Linked DNA regions of Homo sapiens: all the other regions are linked to region 1. A link is a loop called in an ENCODE intact Hi-C map of the cell type or tissue named here. Cell type or tissue: mammary epithelial cell. All regions are shown on one strand.

What was found. Peaks named below come from ENCODE experiments on the same cell type or tissue, not always from the same donor. Only the 100,000 strongest peaks of a DNase experiment are listed, where the experiment ranks them.
Region 2: a loop joins it to region 1, with 18 times the contacts of the local background. A loop is called at or near these places in 18 of 110 quality-filtered maps.
Region 3: it touches region 1 in a loop (6-fold over the local background); 7 of 110 quality-filtered maps call a loop at or near these places.

Annotation. Positions count from the first base shown.
Region 1 is chr9:33,848,975-33,856,974 of GRCh38, reverse strand. The region is part of intron 1 of UBE2R2 (ubiquitin conjugating enzyme E2 R2); the gene reads right to left. Among named protein-coding and RNA genes, the nearest start is that of UBE2R2-AS1, 34 kb to the right of the region's middle. In mammary epithelial cell, a CTCF peak has its summit at 4,563 (motif pointing right); no DNase peak of the experiment used is centred here; H3K27ac peaks cover 1,333 bases.
Region 2 is chr9:33,733,507-33,741,506 of GRCh38, reverse strand. UBE2R2-AS1 (UBE2R2 antisense RNA 1) reads left to right here. Exons shown (of 5, transcript NR_170204.1): 4 at 3,091-3,219. Among named protein-coding and RNA genes, the nearest start is that of PRSS3, 58 kb to the left of the region's middle. In mammary epithelial cell, a CTCF peak has its summit at 3,214 (motif pointing left); a DNase peak (open chromatin) is centred at 3,246.
Region 3 is chr9:33,783,216-33,791,215 of GRCh38, reverse strand. The region is part of intron 3 of UBE2R2-AS1 (UBE2R2 antisense RNA 1); the gene reads left to right. It also overlaps a transcript of PRSS3 not described here and the pseudogene TRBV29OR9-2. Among named protein-coding and RNA genes, the nearest start is that of PRSS3, 8.3 kb to the left of the region's middle. In mammary epithelial cell, no CTCF peak of the experiment used is centred here; no DNase peak of the experiment used is centred here.

The DNA of each region.
Region 1 (8,000 bases):
CAGTGAGCCGAGATTGAGCCACTGCACTCCAGCCTGGGTGACAGAATGAGACTCTGTCTCAAAAAAAAAAAAAAAAAAAAAAAAAAGTGAAAGGAAGGAAGGAAGGACGGACAGACGGATGGATGGATGGAAGGACGGACAGACGGATGGATGGATGGAAGGACGGAAGGACAGAAGTAAAGGGGTTTTACAGTTCTAATAGAAAATCTGGAATTACAGATGAGAATGACAAAGGAAACAACATAAAATGGAAAGAAAAAAAAAAAGAAAACTTCAGGAAAAACAAAAGATTTTCCAAGAAAGGTAATGTAATCATACACAACTGAGAAGAGTCAACATAGTATTTATATATAGTTAAAATAACATAAACACTTGATATTGCTATCACTATAATGGGAAAGATAAAGGAAGGGAAAATGGTGGTAAAGGTAAGGCTGAGTGGTATGAAAGAGCTAAACTCATGTTCCACAATAGTAAATCAATAGAAAATGCTAAAAATTTAAAAATCATTAACTAGCAATATGAGCACACTATTTAGAAATCTAGTGGTAAGTAATGTACCAGAAAACAAACAAGACTAGAGAGAGGAAATGTGGGAGGGAATAGGTAAAGCAAGAAACTACTGTTTCACATCATAAGCCTAGTATTAATAGTTTTTTAATTTTTAAAATTACATATACATACAGTATTACATTGATACAAGTAAATAAAAAACTTCAGAAAATAATGCTTTGCTGAGGACTGACCGGGAGTAGGAGGGCTACGTGGGGAAGGGTGAAAAAAAGCATTTACATTTTGTCCTTGGTTCTCACCCATTTATGCTTTGGGAAAATCATTCCCTGTCCCTTGCTTGCCAAGTGTGTACACGGTAAAACCAGGACAGGGTAAGAGCCCTGCTAGTATAAGGTTTTGTTTGGTTTTTTGAGGCAGGTTCTATCACCCAGGCTGGAGTACAGTGGCACAATCTCGGCTCACAGCAGCTTCAACCTCCCAGGCTCAAGCAATCCTCCCACCTCAGCCTCCCAAGCAGCTAGGGCTGCAGGCACATGCCACCATGCCCAGCTATTTTTTGTTTTGCCATGTTGCCCAGGCTGATTTCGAACTCCTGGGCTCAAGTGATCCGCCCACCTTGGCCTCCCAAAGTGCTGGGATTACAGGCATGAGGCACCTTGCCTAGCTGTAAGGTTTCAATGAAAACAGATGCAGGCTGACTGGCCATCCTCAGCATCCACTGTTCCAGCCTTTCCTCTTACAAGTTTCCTGGCTGGTAGATTATAATTTTAAAAGAAGGTCTCCTTCCACTACTGTCTAGGAGTTTCAAAGTACAACTGTGTCCAGTGTTGTTACATGGTAAAATGACAGCAATCAGGAATGATCAATGCTGATTTTGTGTTGCCTGGGGATCACCCTCCTCTCAGAAGCAGACAAGAACTTGAATCGAACTTGGATTTCCATTATTTCCCCAATATACATAACCAAACAGAGTAGCTGAAAACCCCAGGAAAAACAAACTCATGAACCAAAATAATTAATCACTCAAAGAGTACATACAACTGTATCAAAGATGGACAAAAACCAGATAAAATATACCATTCTGAATTCCTAAGTTTCTTAAACATATTATCATGCTTATTTTAAGTTCTTGGTCCATCTGTTCCAAAATCCAACAATGTTATCTACAAAACACAAAAAATGAGAGAAAAATATCACAGGAAAAAAATAAACTGAAGGAAAGCTGAAGAAACAATCTGATAAAATGAAATTCAAGACAAAAAAATGCCATGAGGGGCAGTATGTACTGCTAAAAGGAATAATAAAACAAGAAGATACAACCATAACAAACAAGCCTGCATGTTTGTGACCTAGAAATTACAGTAACAAAATATGTCAAGTAACAAATGAGAGAATGCAGAGAAAAATATATGAATTAACTATCATGGCCAGGAATGTTAATATGAATTAACTATCATGCCCATCATTGATGGTGATAATCTTAGCACTTTGGGAGGCTACGGTGGGTGGATCACTTGAGCCCAGGAGTTCAAGACCAACCTGGACAACATAGTGAAACTGCTTCTACAAAAAATAAAAAAATGTGGAGGTGGGTGCCTGCCTGTAGTCCCAGCTACCCAGGAGGCTAAGGCGGGAGGATCACCTGAGCCTGGGAGGTCAAAGCTGCAGTGGGCTGTGATCATGCCACTGCACTCCAGTCTGGGTGACAGAGTGAGACCCTGTCTTGGAAAAAAAAAAAAAAAAATTGCACTTGCAGATTTTAATACTCCCTTCTCAGAAACTAATCATGTAGAAAAAAATAAAAGTACTGAAGATCTAAACAATATAATTAACAATTCTGGGCTGGGCACAGTGGCTCACACCTGTAATCCCAGCACCTTGGGAGGCCGAAGCAGGCGGATCACGTAAAGTCAGGAGTTCAAGACCAAACTGGCCAACATGGTAAAACCCCGTCTCTACAAAAAAAATACAAAAACTAGCCGGGCATGGTGGCGGGCACCTGTAACCACAGCTACTTGGGAGGCTGAGGCAGGAGAATCGCTTGAATCCAGGAGGCGGAAGTTGCAGTGAGCTGAGATTGTACCATTGCACTCCAGCCTGGACGACAAGAGTGAAACGCCGTCTCGAAAAAAAAAAAAATTCTCAACAATTAGACAATATATAGAACTCTGTACACAGCAAAGATAAAGAAGGAAGTCTTTTCAAGTACACGTTTACAGCCATAAAGCAAGCCTCAATAAAATCCAAATAACCAGTATCACAGAGATCACATTAACTATGATATAATGAAATTAGATATTAATATCAAAAGTAGAGTTTTGTTAAAAAACCAATATATTTAGAAACTAAAACATACTAAGTGACTCGTGTTAAAAAGAAAAATAAAGGAAACTAAGAAACTTTGTCAAAACACTACATTTTGTGGGACACAGTTAAAACAATTCATAAAAAAGTTACACCATTAGGGGACGGGTGCAGTGGCTCATGCCTGTAATCCCAGCACTTTGGGAGGCCGAGGTGCTAGGATGGCTTGAGCCCAAGAGCTTGAGACCAGCCTGAGAAACACAGCAAGATCTGGACTCCACAAAATATTTTTTTTTAATTATCTAGGTGTGGTGGCACGTGCCAATATTCCCAGCTGGGTGACAGAGAGAGACCCTGTCTCAAAAAAAAAAAAAAAAAAAAAATTGGAAGGAAGTAACAAAAATAAGGTTGCTTGCACAGACCAATGACAACATGGGCCATAAAACTGAGGACTGTGATTAATCATCTGCGTCTGACATCTAGAAAGAATTAAGATGTTTGTGGATGGATAAATAAATCAGCAGAAATTTGAAAATGGTAAGAATATGTAATAGAATTAAAATAGAAAAGATAGGCTGGGCACGGTGGCTCACACCTGTAATCTCAGCACTTTGGGAGGCCAAGGCGGGCGGATCACCTGAGGCTGGGAGTTCGAGACCAGCCTGACCAACAAGGAGAAACCCCGTCTCTACTAAAACTACAAAATTAGCCGGGCATGGTGGTGCATGCCATAATCCCAGCTATTCAGGAGGCTGAGGCAGAACTGCTTGAACCCGGGAGGCAGAGGTTGCAGTTAGCCAAGGTCGCACCACTGCACTCCAGCCTAGGCAACAAGAGCAAAACTCCATCTCAAAAAAAAAAAAAAAAAAGAGAGAGAAAAGGTAAAGCCAGGTAAGTCTTGCTTTAGAAGAGAGAATCTTTTTTTTTTTTTTTGAGACAGAGGGAGAGAGAATATTTTTACATACTCAGAACCAAGTACAGATAGTAGGCCTTAAATAAATACTTGAAACAAATTTCTGAAGTGCTGGAAAATAGTTCCTACACAAATCATCCACATGGTTTCTCTTACTGCTAAAACAGTTGGGCCTTCCATCTTAACTGCTTTTTTTTCCTTTGTTAAAAATTAATTACAATTTTCATTTATTTATTTGAGACAGAGTCTTGCTCTGTTGCCTAGGCTGGAGTGCAGCAGTGCAATCTCAGCTCACTGCAACCTCCGCCTCCTGGGTTCAAGCAATTCTCATGCCTCAGTCACCCAAGTAGCTGGGATTACAGGTGTGCGCCACTGTATTCAGCTAATTCTTGTACTTTTAGTAGAGACAGGGTTACACCATATTGGCCAGACTGGTCTTGAACTCCTGACCTCAAGTGATCCACCTGCCTCGGCCTCCCAAAGTGCCTGAGCCACTGCACCCGGCCCCATACTTGTTAATATGAAGAAAACTTAAGATAAAATTAAAATCATCAATAGAACAGTAAACGCAGTTACCTACCATTCAGTATGGCCCTCACAGAGGCAAAGCAAGGCCTAGAAGAAGAAAATAGGCCACCTGTCTTAGAAAGCAAGGAAGCAAAGAATGGGTCTTTCTCATTCACAGCATTCTCCTCGCCCAATCTCCCAGGATTGTGCCAAAGAACTTGGCATCAACTAACCATACCTGAAATTGCTGCCAATGTGTGGAAGTCTTAGCCAGATTTGTCCCCATTTATATTTATACTCAAGTGGACAACTGTCACCAGGTGGCAGCAAACCACAGCTAGGACCAGGTCAGATTTGGATCATGCAGCTGGATTCCTGTAACTCCGGGCCAGCTAGAAATAACACTAGTGTGATCAAATTTTGTTTCTGAGATGGGGTCTGCTCTATCACACAGGCTGGAATGCAGTGGTGCAATCATAGCTCACTGCACCCTCAACCTCGCGGACTCAAGCGATCCTCCTGCCTCAACCTCCCAAGTGGCTGGGACTATAGGCACATGCCACCCCACCTGGTTAATGTTTTTTATTTTTTGTAGAGACAGGGTCTCACTATGTTGCCTAGGCTGATGTCGAACTCCTGGTCTCAGCAGTCCTCACCCTCACCCTCCCAAAGTGCTGGGATTACAGGCCTGAGCCACTGCACCCGGCCTAATTAAATATGTTGAACCCCACCTATCTCATTACGGTGGAGTCTTACTACCAATCAGATAATTATCCTGACCCTTCTAGATATGACTTTCTCGATGTAGATAATATTTTAATACTTTTATATAGTTATATATTAAAATAATACTATTTATGCCAATGTAATATGCATGCATGTAAAACACACTTTATGTGAATGTATACCATTACTACCCATTTAATGAAATAGGAGATGAGTCCATTGAGATATAAATAAATGAATAAATTAGAAGTTCAATAGCAATAGGATGTTTATGTAGTTTCAAAGCACCTCCTCACAAAATACTCATGAATTACAAGGAAAAAGTAACTTGATAGTGGAGAAGCTTGGCAAACATCTTCTAAGTGACCCAAGTGGACATCACCAGAAATGAGACAAATCAAAATCATGTACCACCTAAAAAGAATATAAAGAACATAGGGAAAATTTACCCAAATTGAAGGAGATTCCACAAAGTAAGTGACCTGTACTGCCGAAACTATAAAGGTCATGAAAGTCTAGGACATGACTAAGGAACAATTACAGGCTGAAAGAGACTACACAAACAGGATAACTAAAAGCAAATACTTGGCTCTGAACCAGATCCTTCTGCTATGAAGAACATTATTATAACTGACAAAACTAAATGGGGGCTGAGAATTATTAACTTCATAATTGTTGATAATAATTATAATGATGTGGAATGCACTTGTCTGTAGGAAATACACTTTAAAATATTCAGAGGAATGGTGAAACTATCAGAGGTTGGCAACTCACCCTCAAATGGTTCAGGAAAATAGTTCTTTGAATTTGTAAGTTTGTGGTTGTTTAAAAATTTTTATTTTAATTGTTTTTAAAAAGAGTGCCTACCAAAGGATACGAACAAACATACTACAATGTTTGCCTAAGGATTCAGAGGGGAATAGAAGTGGGAATGGAAGTAAAAAGAAATTAATACACATATGCATACCAACAAGCAAGAAAAGGCCTGGAAGGCCAAAATGTTTAAGAAGTATTAATGAGAAGTATGATTATGAACTGAACTCTAGAACAATAACCAAAAAATTTGGTTTAAGTAAATATTGGCCTAAGTGACTGCATCTGGGGGCAGGGCTCACCTGAAGTGTGGCTTTATGCTGGAGGTAACCATAGGAAGTAAACAAAAGACTCACTTTCTCTCCATTTTTATAAGAGCTGAAAGGGGTTGCTAGTGAATAATGGGGAAGAGTAGGGAACTGATTGTTCCTTATTGTAAGTCTTACACCACATGTTACTCTTAAAACTATATATGTGAACTATTTTTATAAATAAACAATTAAATGTAAAAAAGGAACAAAACAAGTTTGAAATCAGTAATATGAAGGCAAAAAGGAATCCCGATTGGCAGGATTTGTAGGGGCAGGCAAATTTAAGAGGTTAAGATTAAGCCAGAAGTCGGGAAGCTAGATATGCAAGTCAGTTATCAGCCATAAGGACACAGATGAAACTTGGTATTGCAGAGGGCATCAAACCATGAGTTTGGTAGGCTCGTCTGTTCAGCTGATTTATCAGGGAATAGTAGATCTAGTATCATGGAATGAAGAATGGTTACAGGTGACTGAGAAATGAAGCAACTAATGGCAGCCTCACGCCCAGTCTCTGCAGCGATCCTCTTTGCAGTTGCTGCCACTTTAAACACATCCACAGAATCTGGGCATCCCTAACTCCTAAGAGAAATTCTGACTTGATTTTTAGAGCTCTAGATCCTCAGCCTCAATCCAATCCTTAATGGTCTAATTACTGGACGCCAAGCTGAATACCACTGTGTGCTCTAATTCCAAAATTCTTGTTCTGATAGCATATTTAGTTTCTGCTTGCCATGCCCCACGTACTTCTCTCAAGGCTGTACTCTGTCACAGACTCCAGCCCAGTGCGTTTCTCTGGTCCTCTTACCAAACAACTGCCTGACAAATTTCTGTGTAAATATCCAAGTGTCACCTGCTTTGGAGGCAGGAAAAAATATAGATATAGGCAGACAAACTTGTATAGGCTGCAGAACCAGGAATGTAAACTAATCACTGAAACCTTGGACAACTCCCTGTGAACCTTAGTTTCCTATACATATAGAATTGGGTCAGTGGTACTTGTCTCATTGGGTTGGTGTAAGAAATACAAAGAGGGGGTCTGGTTCTGTTGCCCAGGCTGGAGCGCAGTAGTAAGATCTTGGCTTGGCTCACTGCAACCTCCACCTCTTGGGCTCAAGTCACCCTCCCATGTCAGCCTCCTAGGCAGCTGGAACTAGCAGCACATGCCACCACACCGCCTGACTTTTTTTTTTTTTTTTTAAGTAGAGATGAGGTTTCACCATGTTGTCCAGGCTGGTCTTGAACTCCTGAGCTCAAGCACCCTGCCTGCCTCAGCCTCCCAAAGTGCTGGGATTACAGGCGTCCATCCATACTCTTGATTCTTAAAACAACCCTATGAGGCAGTTATTATCAACAAACCTGTATTACAAATAAGGAAAATGAATACAAAGAATTTAAGAAACTTACACAGGGTCACACAGCTAAGTAACTAATGGTTGTTTGATATTACTTACATATCTCTTTATATATACCTATATATAACAGATATTTCTTTAAATATTCGGTATACATATATATGTTTGTGTATATACACACCTACACACACAAAAAGATAAGGATATTTCCCTACTCAGCACAGAGCAGTGCACATATTAATCACTCAATAAACAGGAGTTTATTTATTTATTTTTTTGAGACGAAGTTTTGCTCTTGTTGCCCAGGCTGGAGTGCAATGGCGAGATCTCGGCTCACCGCAACCTCCGCCTCCCAGGTTCAAGAGATTCTCCTGTCTCAGCCTCCCGAGTAGCTGGGATTACAGGCATGTGCCACCACGCCCGGCTAATTTTTGTATTTTTGGTAGAAACAAGGTTTCTCCATGTTGGTCAGGCTGGTCTCGAACTCCCAACCTCAGGTGATCCGCCCTCCTTGGCCTCCCAAAGTACTGGGATTACAGGCGTGAGCCACGGCACCCGGCC
Region 2 (8,000 bases), 120 kb after region 1:
TGTATTTATAATATTTTATATCATAGTATTTAAGTATTTTTAATTTAATTTTTTTTTTTTGAGACAGAGTCTGGCTCTGTTACCCAGGCTGTGGTACAGTGGCACGATCTTGGCTCACTGCAACCTCCGCCTCCTGGGCTCAAGCCATCCTCCCACCTCAGCATTCCAAGTAGCTGGGACTACAGGCACACACCACCGTGCCTGGCTAATTTTTGTATTTTTTTTTATAGAGTTGGTGTTTCACCATGTTGCCCAGGCTGGTCTTGAACTTCTGAGCTCAAGTGATCTGCCTGCCTTGGCCTCCCAAAGTGCTGGGATTGCAGGTGTGAGCCACTGCACCCAGCCAAGTGTTATAGTATATCAAAGAGTAAACATGTTTCAAGGATTTTACCTCCTCATCTGGGAAATAAGTTACTGTGTTTTTTATTGTATCCAGGGTAGTATTAAGGTAGGTGGAATTATGACCTATTATTTTTATTTGGAGAATAAGTTTGGTTTGAGGAGATGTGTATGGGTGCCAAGTTGACAAAGGGTAGACTTGTGATAATAAATTTTATGTGTCAACATGACTGGGCTATGGGGTGCACAGGTTAAACATAATTTTTGCTGTGTCCATGAGAGTGCTTCTGGATGGACCCAACCACTGGCTGAATTACAGCACTGGTCTTCCTGGGTCTCTGACTTGCAGATGGCAGATCATGGCACTTTTTGGCCTTCATAACCGTGTGAGCCAATTCTTCATATAAATCTCTCTCTCCCTCTAATATATTTATATATGTAAATATAGTTATATGTTGCCAATATATTTATATTAGTAAAATACTACATATTTACATATATAAATAATACATATACTGGGTATGGTGGCTCACACCTGCAATATATTTTATATGTATAAAATATATATAGTATAATACTAATATAAATACTATATATATATATATCCTATTCCTTCCGTTTCTTTGTAGAACTCTGACTAATACATGTGGGTTTATTTTCATTAAATTTGGAAAAAAAATGGCCATTTTTTTCAAGTATTATTTTCCTCCCCTCTTCTGGATACTCCAGTTATGTATATGTTAGGCTACTTGATATTGTCCCACAACTTATTGATGCTTTGTTTAGTTTTCTTCTGGCTTATATTTTCTCTCAATGTTTAATTTGCATAGTTCCTATTGCTATATCTTCAAATTCACAAATCTTTTCTCCTGTAGCATTTAATCTGCTGTTAATCCTGCCAATGTATTTTTCAGCTTAGTTATTGTATTTTTCATTTCTAGAAGTTTAGTTAGGCATTTCATTTTTCTCCCGACTATACTCATGCTTTCTTGTACTTCTTGAACATATGGAGTGAATTTATAATTCTTGTTTTGATGTCCTTGCCTACAAATTCTAACATCTGAGTCATATATAGGTCTATGTTTATAGAATGATTTTTTTTTTTCTGGTACTGGGTCTTATGTTCCTGCTTATTTGCATACTAGGTAATATTTTATTGAATGCCAGACATTGTACACATTATGTTATTGGGTGCTGGATTTCTAAACATCCCTTTAGGTACTTTACTTTTACACTGAGGGCTAATTTGGCCCCACTGAGGCAATTTGCTTTTGAGAACTGTACCCAATGCCCCACCGTATTAGGAGATCTTCCCAAACCGGCTAGGGAAAACACTATTTCTGGTCCTGTGTGAACTCCTGAAATTGTTCTGCCTACTCTTCTCTGCTGTTCTTTCCCCAGCCTCAGTAGTCTCCTTACACAAGCACATAGCAGTACTCAGCCCAAGTCTTGAGGGACTGCTCTGAAGATCTCTGGAACCCTCACTCTCTGCAGTACTTTTTCTCTGATACTTTGCCTCACAGATTTTTCTCATTTTGCCCTGCTGGAACTCTGAACTTTGTCTCCTTAATCAGTGAGACTGTTGGACTCCTGTTTTGGTTTCTTTTTTCTGTGATCAGCCTGGAAATTCTCCAGGCAGTGAGCTGGGGGTACTTGCAGGCTCATCTCACTTGTCTTTCTCTCAGGGATCACAGTCTTGCACTGCCTGTTGTCCAATGTCTGAAAACTTTCACTTGATATATTTTGTCCAGCTTTTAGTTGTGCAAGGAGGGAAGGTACTTCTAGTCTCTATTATTCCATCATGATTAAAAATAGAATTCTGTTTTGGTAAACAGTTTTCGTCTTGTTTAGGTAGCTTCTGTCTATTCCTATGTTAGTTAAACTTTTTATTAGAATGCTGTTAAATATTAGAGAAACACCTTTATACATTAATTCATAAAATCATGTGGGCTTTCTTCTTTATAAATGTAATGATTTGTGTAGATAGGATTCCTATTGTTGGATAACTTTTGCATTTCTGGAAGGAATCCTCATTGGTCAAGTATTTTACATTATTAAAAACAGTAACAAAATGACTGACATGATGGTAAGTCCCTGGATGACTGGTATGTCACCTTAAGAGCTGCCTGTCTGGATTGGCAACATCCCAAGGGATTCATCACAAAGATTGGCCTGCTGGAACTTAAGCAGCAAAATGAATTTTTTTTCTAATAGAGCTGTTAAAAATTCTGATGGGCTCTTTGACAATTTAAAGGATTCTTTTTTACATTTGGAAGCATCTTTTCATTTTTTAGACTGATTGAAGTTGTCCCACAATGCCCTGATGCTCTTCTCGTTTCTTTTCATTTTTTTTTTTCTCTTTGTATTTCAATTTGGATGGCTTTTATTGCTGTCTTTAAGTTCACAAATCTTTTCTTCTTAGTGTCTAATCTGCTGTTAATCTCATCCAATGTGTTTTCATGTTAGACATTATAGTTTTAATTTCAGAAGTTCAATTTGGGTATTTAAAAAACATCTTCTATAGATCTACCAACACGTTCAGTCTTCTAAATTTTTGATACAATTATATATCAATTACATATATATATACACTATATATCATATAGGATACAATTATAATAACTATTTCCACTAATTCTATAGTCTGTGTCATTTCTGGGTTGTTTTTCATGTTTTTTTCCTTTATATTAAGGGTCATATTTTCCTGTTTTTTTTTTTTTTTTTTTTTTATGCCTGGTAATTTTTTGTTAGATGCAAGACATTGTGATTTTGACCTTGTTGGATGCTGCACCTAAAGGTGGATGGAAGAGGAAGAGTCTTGGGGGCTACCATCCTGGCTGGAGAAGCTGGCACGAGGCTCCCTCTTGTGGATGCAGCAAGGTAAGAAAGTAAAGTGGATGTTCTCTTTTGGAGCAAGCGGCCTCCAGCTCTGCCTGTAGACTGAAACATGCACTTGCATGCTGTGGCTTAGCTGAGGGCTTGTAGCTCAGGACAGAAGCGCTGATGGTGACAAGAGCAGGGGAGTGATACGGGAGAGGTACAGCCCCAGCCCCAGGACACAGCAGATCTCAATATTGGGAAGCAAGGAGTTCAGTATCAGTAAAGTGAGCCATAAGAGAGAAAGGAAAGCAGCTTTGTAGACAGAGGTGGAACCAATTGAAGGGAAGAGGGGAGCTCCTTGCAAAGAACATTGCAGGTAGCGTCTAGAGGCTGTGGGGATCATTCTCAGGCCATCCAAGAACTCTGAGAAGATTTGGGGGAAGCTGGAATTTCACTGTGGTTGCTAGGATGGGCTCAAGCCAGAGGCTATTTTTATTTAAATGCCATTATTTTTGTTTTTATTTTTTGATATTAACCCTGTCAGGTTAGTGAGCCTAGAGAATACCTGTTATAAATGAAATATAATTCTGAAATGTTAATGTGTGGAAGGAACAAGTAAGGCTTGAGAAATATAACCTGGGCATATAATGATGCTAGAGAACTTACAATCTTTGCCTGAAAGTTTTGGATGCACAAAAGTCTGTTATTTTATTTATTTACTTAGTTCTTACTGAGATTGAGACAGTCTTACTGTATAATGCCTAAAGATCTCATGTAAGAGTGATACTAGCTGTTTTTCCCTATTAGTTTCTTTTTCTTTTCTTTCTTTCTTTTTTTTTTTTTTTTTTTGACACAGTCTCACTCTGTCGGCCAGGCTGGAGTGCAGTGGCACGATCTCGGCTCATTGCAACTTCTGCCTCCCGGGTTCATGCCATTCTCCTGCCTCAGCCTCCTGAGTAGCTGGGACTACAGGTGTGTGCCACCACGCCTGGCTAATTTTTGTATTTTTAGTAGAGACAGGGTTTCATCATGTTGGCCAGGCTGGTCTCAAACTCCTGACCTCAGGTAATCCACCCGCCTTGGCCTCCCAAAGTGCTGGGATTACAGACGTGAGCCACCATGCCCAGCCTAGATTCTTTTTTTTAAAAAAATTATTTTATTTCCATAGGTTATTGGGGAGCAGGTGGTGTTTTGTTACATGAGTAAGATCTTTCTTTTTTTCTTTTTTGAGACGGAGTCTTGCTCTGTCGCCCAGGCTGGAGTGCAGTGGCGCGATCTCGGCTCACTGCCAGCTCCGCGTCCCGGGTTCATGCCATTCTCCTGCCTCAGCCTCCTGAGTAGCTGGGACTACAGGGGCCCACCACCACACCCAGCTAATTTTTTGTATTTCTAGTAGAGATGGGTTTCATCATGTTAGCCAGGATGGTCTCGATCTCCTGACCTCGTGATCCACCTGCCTCGGTCTCCCAAAGTGTTGGGATTACAGGCATGAGCCACTGCGCCCAGCCACATGAGTAAGATCTTTAGTGGTGATTTGTGAGATTTTGGTGCACACATCACCCGAGCAGTATACACTGCACCCAAATTGTAGTCTTTTATCCATCACTCCCTTCCCACCCTTTCTCCCTGAGTCCCCAAAGTCCACTGTGTCATTCTTATGTCTCTGTATCCTCATAGCTTAGCTCCCACATATGATTGAGAACATACAATGTTTGCTTTTCCATTCCTGAGTTATTTCACTTAGAATAATGGTCTCCGATCTCATCCAGGTTGCTGTGAATGCCATTAATTCATTCCTGTTTATGGCTGAGTAGTATTCCATCGTATATGTATACTGCAGTTTCTTTATCCACTCATTGATTGATGGGCATATGGGTTGGTTCCACATTTTTACAACTGAGAATTGTGCTGCTATAAACATATGTGTGCAAGTATCCTTTTCATGTAATGACTTCCTCTGGGTAGATACCCAGTAGTGGATACCCTAATATGTTTTCCAAACTTTTAGATTTCTCTTCTTCTTAGGAATGCCGATTATTCTTTGGTTTGGTCATTTAACATAATCCCAGACTTCTTGGAGGCTTTGTTCATATTTTCTTATTCTTTTTTCTTTGTTTTTGTTGGATTATTTTGAAAACCTTGTGTTTGAACTCTGAGGTTCTTTCTCCTGCTCATTCGCTTCTATTGCTGAGACTTCCCAGAGCATTTTGAATTTCTATAACTACATCCGTTGGTTCCTGAAGTTTTGATTACTTTTTACTATATGCTACCTATTTCATTGAAAATTTCTCCCCTTACTTTCTGTATTTTTTTTTTATTTCCTTAAATTGGGCTTTTCCTTTTTCTGGCACCTCTTTGATTAGCTTAATAACTGACCTTAAGAATTTTTTTTCAGGTAAATCAGGGATTTTTTTTTGGTTGGATTCATTGCTGGTGAGCTAGTGTGATTTTTTGGAGGGTATTAAAGAGCCTTGTTTTGTCATATTACCGGAGTTGGTTTCCTAGTTCCTTCTCATTTGGGTAGGCTCTGTCGGAGGGAAGGTCTAGGGCTCAAGGCTGTTGTTCAGATTCTTTTGTCCCACAGGGTGTTCCCTTGATGTAGTACTCTCCCCCTTTTCCTAGGGATGTGGCTTCCTGAGATCTGAGCTGTCGTGAGTATTATCTCTCTTCTGAATTTAGTCACCCAACAGGTCTACCAGGCTCTGGGCTGGCACTGGGAGTTGTCTGTACAGAGTCTTGTGATATGAACCATCTGTGGGTCTCTCAGCTGTGGATACCAATGCCTGCTCTGGTGGAGGTGGCAGGGGGGTGAAATGGACTCTGTGAGGGTCCTTAGTCTTGGTGGTTTAATGCACTGTTTTTGAGTTGGCTGGCTTCCTGCTGGGAGGTGGCACTTTCCAGAGAGCATCAGCTATGGTAGTATGGGAGGGATCAGGTGGTGGGTGGGGCCCTAGAACTCCCAAGAGTATACGCTGTTTGTCTTCAGCTAGCAGGGTGGGTAGGGAAGGACCATTAAGTGGGGGCAGCGCTAGGCATGTCTGAGTTCAGACTCTCCTTGAGTGGGTCTTGCTGTGGCTGCTGTGGGAGATGGAGGTGTGGCTGTGGCTGCTGTGGGAGATGGAGGTGTGGTTCCCAGGTCAATGGAGTTATGTTCCTAGGAGGATTATGCTGCCTCTGATGTGTCATGCAGGTTGTCAGGGAAGTGAGGGAAAGCTGGCAATCACAGGCCTCACCCAGCTCCCTCACAACCCAAAGGGCCAGTCTCACTCTCACCATTCCCTGCTCAACAGCACCAAGTCTGTGTCCAGGGCAGTGGGCAAGCAGGGCTGAGAGCTTGCCCCAGGCTACCAGCCGCCCAGCTGTGAGAGCTGTGAACCCTTCGTGCTTCCCTGCCTGTGGTCTGCACACAGGATTCACGCCCTCCCTGTAGTTCTGGCCAGGAGACTTCTTGTTCAGTTGGAATTGTTACAAAGTTCAGCTGGAGGCTTCCTTCTCCCTGTGGCCTTTTCCCAGTGCCTCTGGTAGCCCTCCCCAATGACCCCTGGGAGGCAAGGCAGAAATGGATTGCTAGGTCACCCAGAGAGCCCACAGGGATTTTCCCACTGCTTCCTCTACCCCTGCATTTCACTCGGCTCTCTAAATTGACTCAGCTCCAGGTAATGTCAGAATCTTCTCCAGTGATCTAGATCTTGCGGTTCCCCAGTGAGGTTGTGTGTTTGGGGGTGAACGATGCCCCTTTCCGACTTCCATAGTTTGGGCACTCATGGTGTTTGGGGTGTCTCCCAGGTCCTGCAGGAGCAATTCACTTCCCTCAGAGGGTCTGTGGGTTCTCTTGGCTTTCCTGATTTCTTCCTGCAGTCATTCTGGAGCAAAAGTTCATGATGCAATACTCCACATGCTGCTCTGTCCATCTGAGTGGGAGCTGCAATCTAGACCTGCCTCCTGTCTGCCATGATCCTCCCAGAGAGATAGTAGCTTTGACACTCATCTATGTGGATGAAAAAGCCACAGGACACTTTAATTTGTATTTTAGTATTCCTCATATATTTTCTGCATTCATTTACATGTCTGCCTCCCCAGCAACTTCTTATGGCACCATGCTTTGTAATTACCATGTGCTGAGTGGCTACTAAGTGACAGATATTTATTTATATGTTTTATGTGGCTTAACTTACATACTCTTCTGAGAAGCTGTTTAAATTTCATTCTCTCTTATTTTCGTTTCCAGGTCTAGGAAATGGAGGCACAGTGAGATAAAATAAGTTGCTCAAAGCCATATGGCAATTAAGACTTGAACTCTAAAAGGGTTTTATTTTTATTTTTATTTAATTAATTAATTTTTTTGAGACAGAGTCTTGCTCTGTTGCCCAGGCTGGTGTGCAGTGGCACAGTCACAACTCACTGCAGCCTCAACCACCTGAGCTCAAGGGATCCTCCCATCTCAGCCTCCCAAGTAGCTGGGACCACAGGAAGGTGCCACCATGCAAGGCTAATTTTTTATTTTTAGTAGAGATGGGGGTCTCACTATGTTGCCGAGGCTGGTCTTGAACTCCTGGGCTCAAGCAGTTCTTCCATCTCAGGCTCCCAAAGTGCTGGGGTTACAGGCTGTGCTCGGCCTGTTTTATTAATCTCTAAGTGCCCTGCATCTGCTCTAAGGAGTGTGGCATAGTCCTTGATACTGGATAACTGAGTAACGCAGGTAGTTTGTATGAGAAGTGCAGTAACCACATGGTGAATGGAAGATGATGCTGTACACTTGCCCGGAGTTCACAGCTGGGACACTGCGGTTACCAGGACGCAGCTTCCAGAATGGCTGACTAAAACTAGAAAATGCAGACTCC
Region 3 (8,000 bases), 66 kb after region 1:
GTTCCATTTCCCAGTCTTGGGTAAGGCAGCAGAAGGGGATTGGCACATGACATGTGTACCTTTCTATTCAAATACAAAGCTTGTTATCTGTAGTCTTCCTACAGTTCTGTAAAACACTGGAAGTTATTCCTCCTATCTAGCTGTAATTTTGTGTCCTTTAATCTTTTCCTATCCTCCCCGCAACTAAAACATAAATTTGAAACAAGAATAAAAAATATAAAGTTTGAAGTGCTTATTCCTTTCCTGTTAGAATAATCTAGTTAATTTTCTTATGGGCTTAGATTATCTAAACTCAAATGCCTTTGTAGAGTTTTCCTCCAGGGAAATCCACTGCAGCTGTATAAATTTTCCTCTTTTCTTTGAAATCATATTTATTTACTCACAAATATTTATTGAATTCCTGGAGTGATATTCCAGGAGTTCTTCTAGGCTATTTGGAAGCAGCAATGAAGAAGATAGAAAAGGTTCTTGTTTCAGTGCATTTGTGAGTACACGTGCATGCATTTATGCACATGTGAGGAGGTATAGAAATGGGATGCACATACATCGCTTTCAGTAAATGATGAGTATATATTAGTAAAATAGGATAAAGTGATAATATAATATGGGATGACTGCTGAAGTGCTTTTACGTAGAGTGGAAGGGTCTCTTTGGGGAGGTGGCATTTAAGTTAACACCTGAATAAAAAGGACCAGCCATCTGCAGGTAGAGTTAGGAGGGCTTTCATGGTTTACTTCTGAGTCTGTAACAGAAATAATTCAAAACACACAACCAATTGCTATTTAAAATTAAATAACCCTGTCATCTAGCCTATGGATATATACCTTGTCATGGGTTTTGATTGTATGAAGGATGGTCATCAGTGTATTGAACTATTCTTATTAAAGTTAATGTAAAATATTTTTGACATGAAATGATATTCATGAAATATTGTTGGGTTAAGGGAATAAATTCTAAAACTACATATTGTATGATCTAATTGTATTAAACTGAACGATTTTGACTTTTTATTTTGATAATATGCATATTTTATAATACCACAAATTTTTTATGTAATTAAAATAGCTAAAAGAGAAACAATTATAATAATAAAATTTTCTGAGAGCGGGTCATACTTATTCTTGAGGAAGGAATTGCTAGTGGTAAAATATGTTTTTATAGTGAGAAATACGTTTAGGTAGCAACTACACTAATTGCATATTTTGTCTCTGTGTGCTTTTTATGCAGATAATTGCATCACTTTCTTATAAAAAAACCCTACATTTAAAAACTCACTATTATTCTTATTTTCTATGGAGAAATTAAGGCATGGAGAAATTGTGTAACTTGTTAAGGTTACACCTAGTGTTAAAGAAGAACCAAGTTTTAAACTTAGGTCTGTCACTTGATAAAGTTCAAGTTCCTAAGCACAGTGCTTTACTGCTTTTAAAGAGGCAATTTTGTAATATAGGAAGGTGCTTCATAATCCAAGGCTTCACTGTAGGTAAATTTGTCAACTTCCTATGGTAATGGGAGCATCGAGCAGGAAGGTAAGCTAGCACTGAACCCATGACATAAAATGGGTATACATGTGCATTCCTGTGACCTGGAGAATTAGTACACGTGGAAACTGGAGAAGGCCCATGACACCTTACATGGACCAGAAACTAGATAGGAATCACTCCTTCATAAAGTGAGGTACACAAAGAGATACACAGTTAGTGAAAGGATGAGCTAGAAAACTAATCCTAGAAACAGTTAACAAAGAATATTATTTATCTTGGTCTTGGCTTTGGGTGAAGGATTTAAAAAAAATTCCTCTGAATATTCATGGTCGCTGAACAGTCAGCCCATTGGGGTTTGAGATAGACATTCTGTGACCAAGAAGATATCTACTGAGAATTATAAAAAAAGTGATATTAGGTCTGTAGCGCCCCAATTTCTTGACAGAGGCAAGCATGAATATTTCTTAGAAAACCCACTTTTACTCCAGTATTTAAAGAATTCTGAAAGATGAATTGACATCAAATTAAATAATGCCCAAGGAAATAGGCCACCCTGAGTGAGAGCCAGCAGACTACTAAAAACCAGATGCAAAAAGGTATCAAATGCTGGCATTGTCAGATAAGAATTCCCAGTAGATGCTTAATATACTTATAAAAAGAAAATAGTTTTAAAATACACAAGGAGTAAGATGCTTTCAAAAATGGCCACTCATATTTGTAAATGACCCAAGTGGATTTTCTAGAAATAAAAATTAATATAATTTAGATGAACAAAGTCAGCTGAAAGATTAAATTAGAGGCTTACTGGAGCTGAGGTGTGAATTAGTAAACTAAACAGTAGTTTTAAAGAAATTACCCAGATTGTAGCATAGAGAAGCAAAAAGAAGAAAAATATGACTGAATAGGTAAGGAGACTAGATGATAGTATGAAAGAAAATTGAACATAAGATATAGCTATACTTCTGGCCATCTCTTCTTCAATAAAATATGGACAACAATCAGGTATACCAATTTAAGTTTTGGCCCCGAGAGGATTTCCCTTCACCACTACCTTTCAGAACCATACTTGGTTAGACTGTAATGATCCTTCCAGAATAACGTGAAGACCCATCTAAAACAATGAGCTCATGTTTCTCAACTGGAAATATGGAATTTCCATAAAACTTAGGTGTGGTTTGAAGGTAAGAGGAGAAAAGTATGAGTAGGGTACCGTGAGACTCAGATGTGCTCTTGAAATTGAATTGTGCCTTTTTCCAGCTGTGCTTAAGTATGGTCTTGATTATATATTTTCCATTTAATAACAGAGAGAATGCTCTGGGCACAACCAAATTCAGTTTTGCAGATCAGATAATACCTTGTTCTGAATGCCATTATAAGGCATCCATTACAGAGCCAGGAGCAACTTTTCAAAAGAAGAAGAGGGGGTCGTTGGCTGGTAAGAGTATGGCTTTAACCAAAACTCTGCACCTGTCTGCAGGGCAATTCTCCAGGTGGCCTTGGACAAACTCAGTACTCCCCAGTTTCTTGCTTGTAGTTCTCAAGAATAACTGTACAATGTTCTGGGAATGTAACATCCTGAGATAAGGAGGAACTGTCCAGAATAGCCAGGGCTCTGTTCCAGTCCCTTCTAGAAATAGAATGTCCTTCAGTGCTTTGCCAAGCATGTCAAGTTGCTCTGTGATATAAAACCCAGGGTGGCTGCTCTCTGAGGTCCCCCAGTGGCAGTGCAAGTAGGGAAGGCACAGACAAGATTTCATCCACCCTGGACAGCTTTCCTGAGCCTAGTGGGACTGGCTTTCCCTGAATCTTAGGCCTCTGTTTTCCCTTGCTGCCTGTGTGTAAGTAATAAACACTCTTCGTGTAATTTGTGTGTGAGAGCATTCTTTCTCTCTGGGGTCTGGAAAGCAACAAAAGTGTAGCCCAAGATGCAGTGGTCTGAAGTGCAAATCAGGGCACAGTGAACCTGTTCCACACTGCCTTGTGATTCTCTTACTGGGGAATGTCAGGAGCTCCACAGAGCATCTGTATCTACCATAGGCTCTTCAGGAGCAACTGGGTCTGCTTAGTCTATGGCCCAAGCAGCAGGAAGCTTTTATCATGGGCTTGTTCTGCCACAGAACCCTCTCTTTCCCTGGCCCCAGCTTTACAGATTACATAGTAAACGGAATAGAGTAGCACAATCAAATGCAGTATATCCAAAGTTTAATTCAAAGTCCAAAGACTAAGCATTGCATCTCTTTCTCTGTGGTAGATGATCTAAGGTGCAGCAGCTTACTTCTCACATTAGAGGAGATATTTCAACATGCCCCAAACCTCTGGACCACTCCAAAACTCACCAGTATAGAAGGTTCCTGAACTTTGCAGATTTTATATTGGTCTGGGATGCATGTGTCATATTGTCATACTGAGGCATCTAGAGGGCTTTATAATTCCTATCCACGGAGAACAACCAGATGTCATTAATGTAATACCAGCTTTGTTTCAAGATGACTAAAGTTCTTCCAAAATATATTATGATAGAAAACCAGCTAAATAGAGCCTTGAGATAAAACAGTTAAAGGCTATTACTGACCCTGCCACTTGAAGGAAACTGTATCTGATTGTTTTTATTGGGTATTTCTGAGCACCCTTCTAGAAGAAATTTTACCCTCAGCTTTCCAGGAGCCACTCTTCCTGACTGTGGATAGAACACTGCAGCTAGTCCTGCAGATGCTCTCCTCATCCCCAGTCTATCCATTCATACCCATGCCCACCTACAAGCACAGAAGCAGCTGTGTCTACCCAAGAGCTGTGGTTTCCTCTTCTGTCCCACCTTGACAGGGCCCTCAGGTTCATGTGAGGGGAGCTGGGTAGAAGGGAGCTGAGGTTCTTGCTTAGATCTTTGATCTGTGCCCTGCACTGTGTCTTCAACGCTGCAGAGGTATATGCTGCTGTCTTCAGGTCTCCTGTTGCTCACAGTCAGAGTTGAGAATGTTAGGTTTGGGCGGCTGATGGGAAACTTGTCAATGACAAATCTGCTCTCATATGTGGCCTCAGAGCCCTGATTTGCAGTTGCAATCAGTGTCACGCTCTGTCCAGGTTGCTGACAGTACCAGAACATCATGGTGACTTGGCTGTCGACTTGACACTGGATCATCATGGAGGTTCCACGTTGACAGATATCCCTGCTTGGCTTTTGAGAGATGACAGCACTGAACACAGAGCCTAGTTCCAGAGAGATATTCATGAGGGCCGACAAGCTTGGGGTCAGACGGGAAAGTCTCTGCTTTATCTCTCCAATACCACCTCAGCTCCCAAAGGACCCCAGGGCACTGCCTCCTTTTTATTGTGCCGACAATTACTCTGTTATGGTCCTTTAATCTAACATATCCCCTTCATCTTCTGTCTGGTGGCTTCAGACTCTCCGGAGAGGAAGTCTTTCCACCTCTCTACCCAGCATTAACATTAACCCCAGACTCCTCACAAGTCAAGGCTCATACCTAATCCCCGGAGAAGGAGCAGGAGACAGCATCTTCAAGTGATGGCCTCTCCCCTGAGAAAAGGCACTAAGAAGTGAAACTCAAGTTCATCTTTCCTTCCTACAGCGTAGTTCTTTCCCGCTCTGTTTCTCTCCTCTAATAGGTGGTTGAGTTTCTGCAGGATATGCAAAAACCAGTCTTCCCCCTGGTGGAACTGTGTGGCTCTTCACTCAGGATGAGTCTTCATGCACAAGCCTTGCAGCATGCACCGGCCACTTACCACCGTTCTCCCATTACTTTTCCATCTGCCATTACTGAACACCAGTCTGTGCTACTGTCTGGGTGTAGAGCAAAAAGTGGGGTGCAGAACTGACTTCAAAGAACTAAAGGTAATAGGTTAGAATATAAGGGAACTCCATAACAGTATTTCAACTGTCTGCTGGGTCTTCATGGTTGTCCCAAACTGAACTCATTCCTCCCCCAACACATACACACACCAATAAATGGGCTCTTATTCCTCAATTCCCCTCTCCCAACAAACGGCATCCTTGTTCTTCTTGCACGTTAGGCTCAAGAATTCCATAAGCCTCTTTTTTTCCTCACCTACCTTATTTGTCAATTTGCAAATTAAATGCATTGTCTCTTATATGTTTTCCTTTGTTTCAGTTATCACAGTCATAACTATTTTTTTGTCTTTGCTTAATTCCTGAATACTTGTAATATGGTTTCTTCTATTCTAATTCAACTCAGTCTAGGCCACGAAACAAATCATGCCTGTGTAAAACTTGACCACAATGGGCCGGGCGCGGTGGCTCACGCCTGTAATCCCAGCACTTTGGGAGGCCGAGGCGGGCGGATCACGAGGTCAGGAGATCGAGACCATCCCGGCTAAAACGGTGAAACCCCGTCTCTACTAAAAATACAAAAAATTAGCCGGGCGTAGTGGCGGGCGCCTGTAGTCCCAGCTACTTGGGAGGCTGAGGCAGGAGAATGGGGTGAACCCGGGAGGCGGAGCTTGCAGTGAGCCAAGATTGCGCCACTGCACTCCAGCCTGGGCGACAGAGCGAGACTCCGTCTCAAAAAAAAAAAAAAAAAAAAAAAAAAAAAAAAAAATTGACCACAATGCTATGATCTTTTTCCATTATCAAGCTGATTTCTTGTATCATGTAACTGCTTAAAATAGTTCATTTTTGCATAAGAGTAGAGCTAAGTTTTTGAGCACTTACTCTGCTTTTCATACATTTATTTAAGTCTATTTTTTGGTTAGGCTATTTATTATTGTCACACTATTTTTACAGATTAGGAAATTTTACAGATAAGACCTAGAGACCTTAAATAATCTATCCAAGTTCATATAATCCAGGAGTAAGTGATAGAGTCAGGACTCAAATCAATGCCTATGTGATCACAAATCTCAAGTGTTAATATCAACACTATCAAGTATTGTCTGACTCTTACAGTTGCCTGTGCCTTAGTAAAGTACAATCTGGTGGGTAGCTGAGAATGATAGGCCTAACACTCTAAAGAATACTAGGGAACTCTAGAAAGACAGGCTTGCAAAAACTCACCTATCTTATTTGATTCTGAGATTCTCTCTATTATACGATGTTCTATTAAATACCTAGTTGTTACTCTGGGTAGTGTTTAGTACTACCACATTAAAGGTGAAGATTGATTATAGGACTTACCCATATTTCAAAGAAAATAGAATTGTGAAAAACAATTTACCTTATAATAGAGAAAATGTGACACTTTGACAATATTTCAGTAACTTGTTCATATGAGGAGTGTGTGTGAAGCCTTTACATCTATTGGACATGCCACGGACAGTGGCTCAAGATAAACTCTGCTAAGTGGAAGTAGTAAAACGTATAGAATATTTCAGTTTTTCTTGACATGTAGGTATATTTTTAAATCTTTTAGTCAAATGTATCAAACTCCCTGCCAAAATAACCCAGCATCTTTTTCATTTCATTTATCCTAAAAGCTTCTGAAAATTAACAAATGATCCCTATTCTTTACTAAATTCCAAATCTTTGCCTCTTCATCAGTATTCTCTTTGTTTGAAAAAAACAAAAAACAAAAAACAAAACTGCAAACATATTCCCCTCTCTTTACATGCCTTTCAAACTGCAGTAGTCTCTAGATTTTTCTCTCAGGGAATGTTATGGATACTAAACTCTCATTTAATTTTAATGTGTTTATTTATTGAATTAATACATGCACATGGTTAATGATTCAATTATAACAGAGAACAAAAAATAAGTTCCCTCTCCAGAGACAGTCTTGTAAGTGTTTTGGTACATGTTCTAGAAATAATAGTTCTTGCTTGTTCAAGTTTATGTAAATCTGACTCCTCCTCCTTCTTTTTTTTTTTTTTTTTTGAGATTAAGTCTAGCTCTGTCGCTCAGGCTGGAGTGCAGTGGTGCGATCCCGGCTCACTGCAAGCTCCGCCTCCTGGATTCACGCCATTCTCCTGCCTCAGCCTCCCAAGTAGCTGGGACTACAGGCGTGCACCACCACGCCTGGCTAACTTTTGACTCCTCCTTCTTTTACACAGAAACACACAGCCCAAACCTTCCTGTACTTCACTTCTTTAATTAGCAATGTGGTTCTTATCGGCATATTTCAAAGTTGATTAAAAAATACATAGAATTGTGCCATTATTTTCCATTTTATTATGAGAATTTTCAAACATCTATAGAAGCTGAAAGTTTTATACAGTGAACATGCATGTACCCACCACCTAGATTCTGGATAAAACTATTACTGCTTTACCACATAACAATCCATCTATCCATCCTTCTATTCATCCATCAATCCATCTAGTTTTTTAATTCATTGAAAAGTCAACTGAAAGCATACTTCACTTCTAAGCAGTTCAGCACACATATAATTAACTGGAGTTGAAGCTGTTTTTCAGGTAAAATTTGCATGCAGCACCATGCACAAATCTTGAATACTGTTAAACAAGTTTTGACAAATGCATACACTGTGTAACCTACTAAATTATAGAATATTACCATTATCTCCAAGTTTTCTCATACCTTTAGTTTTC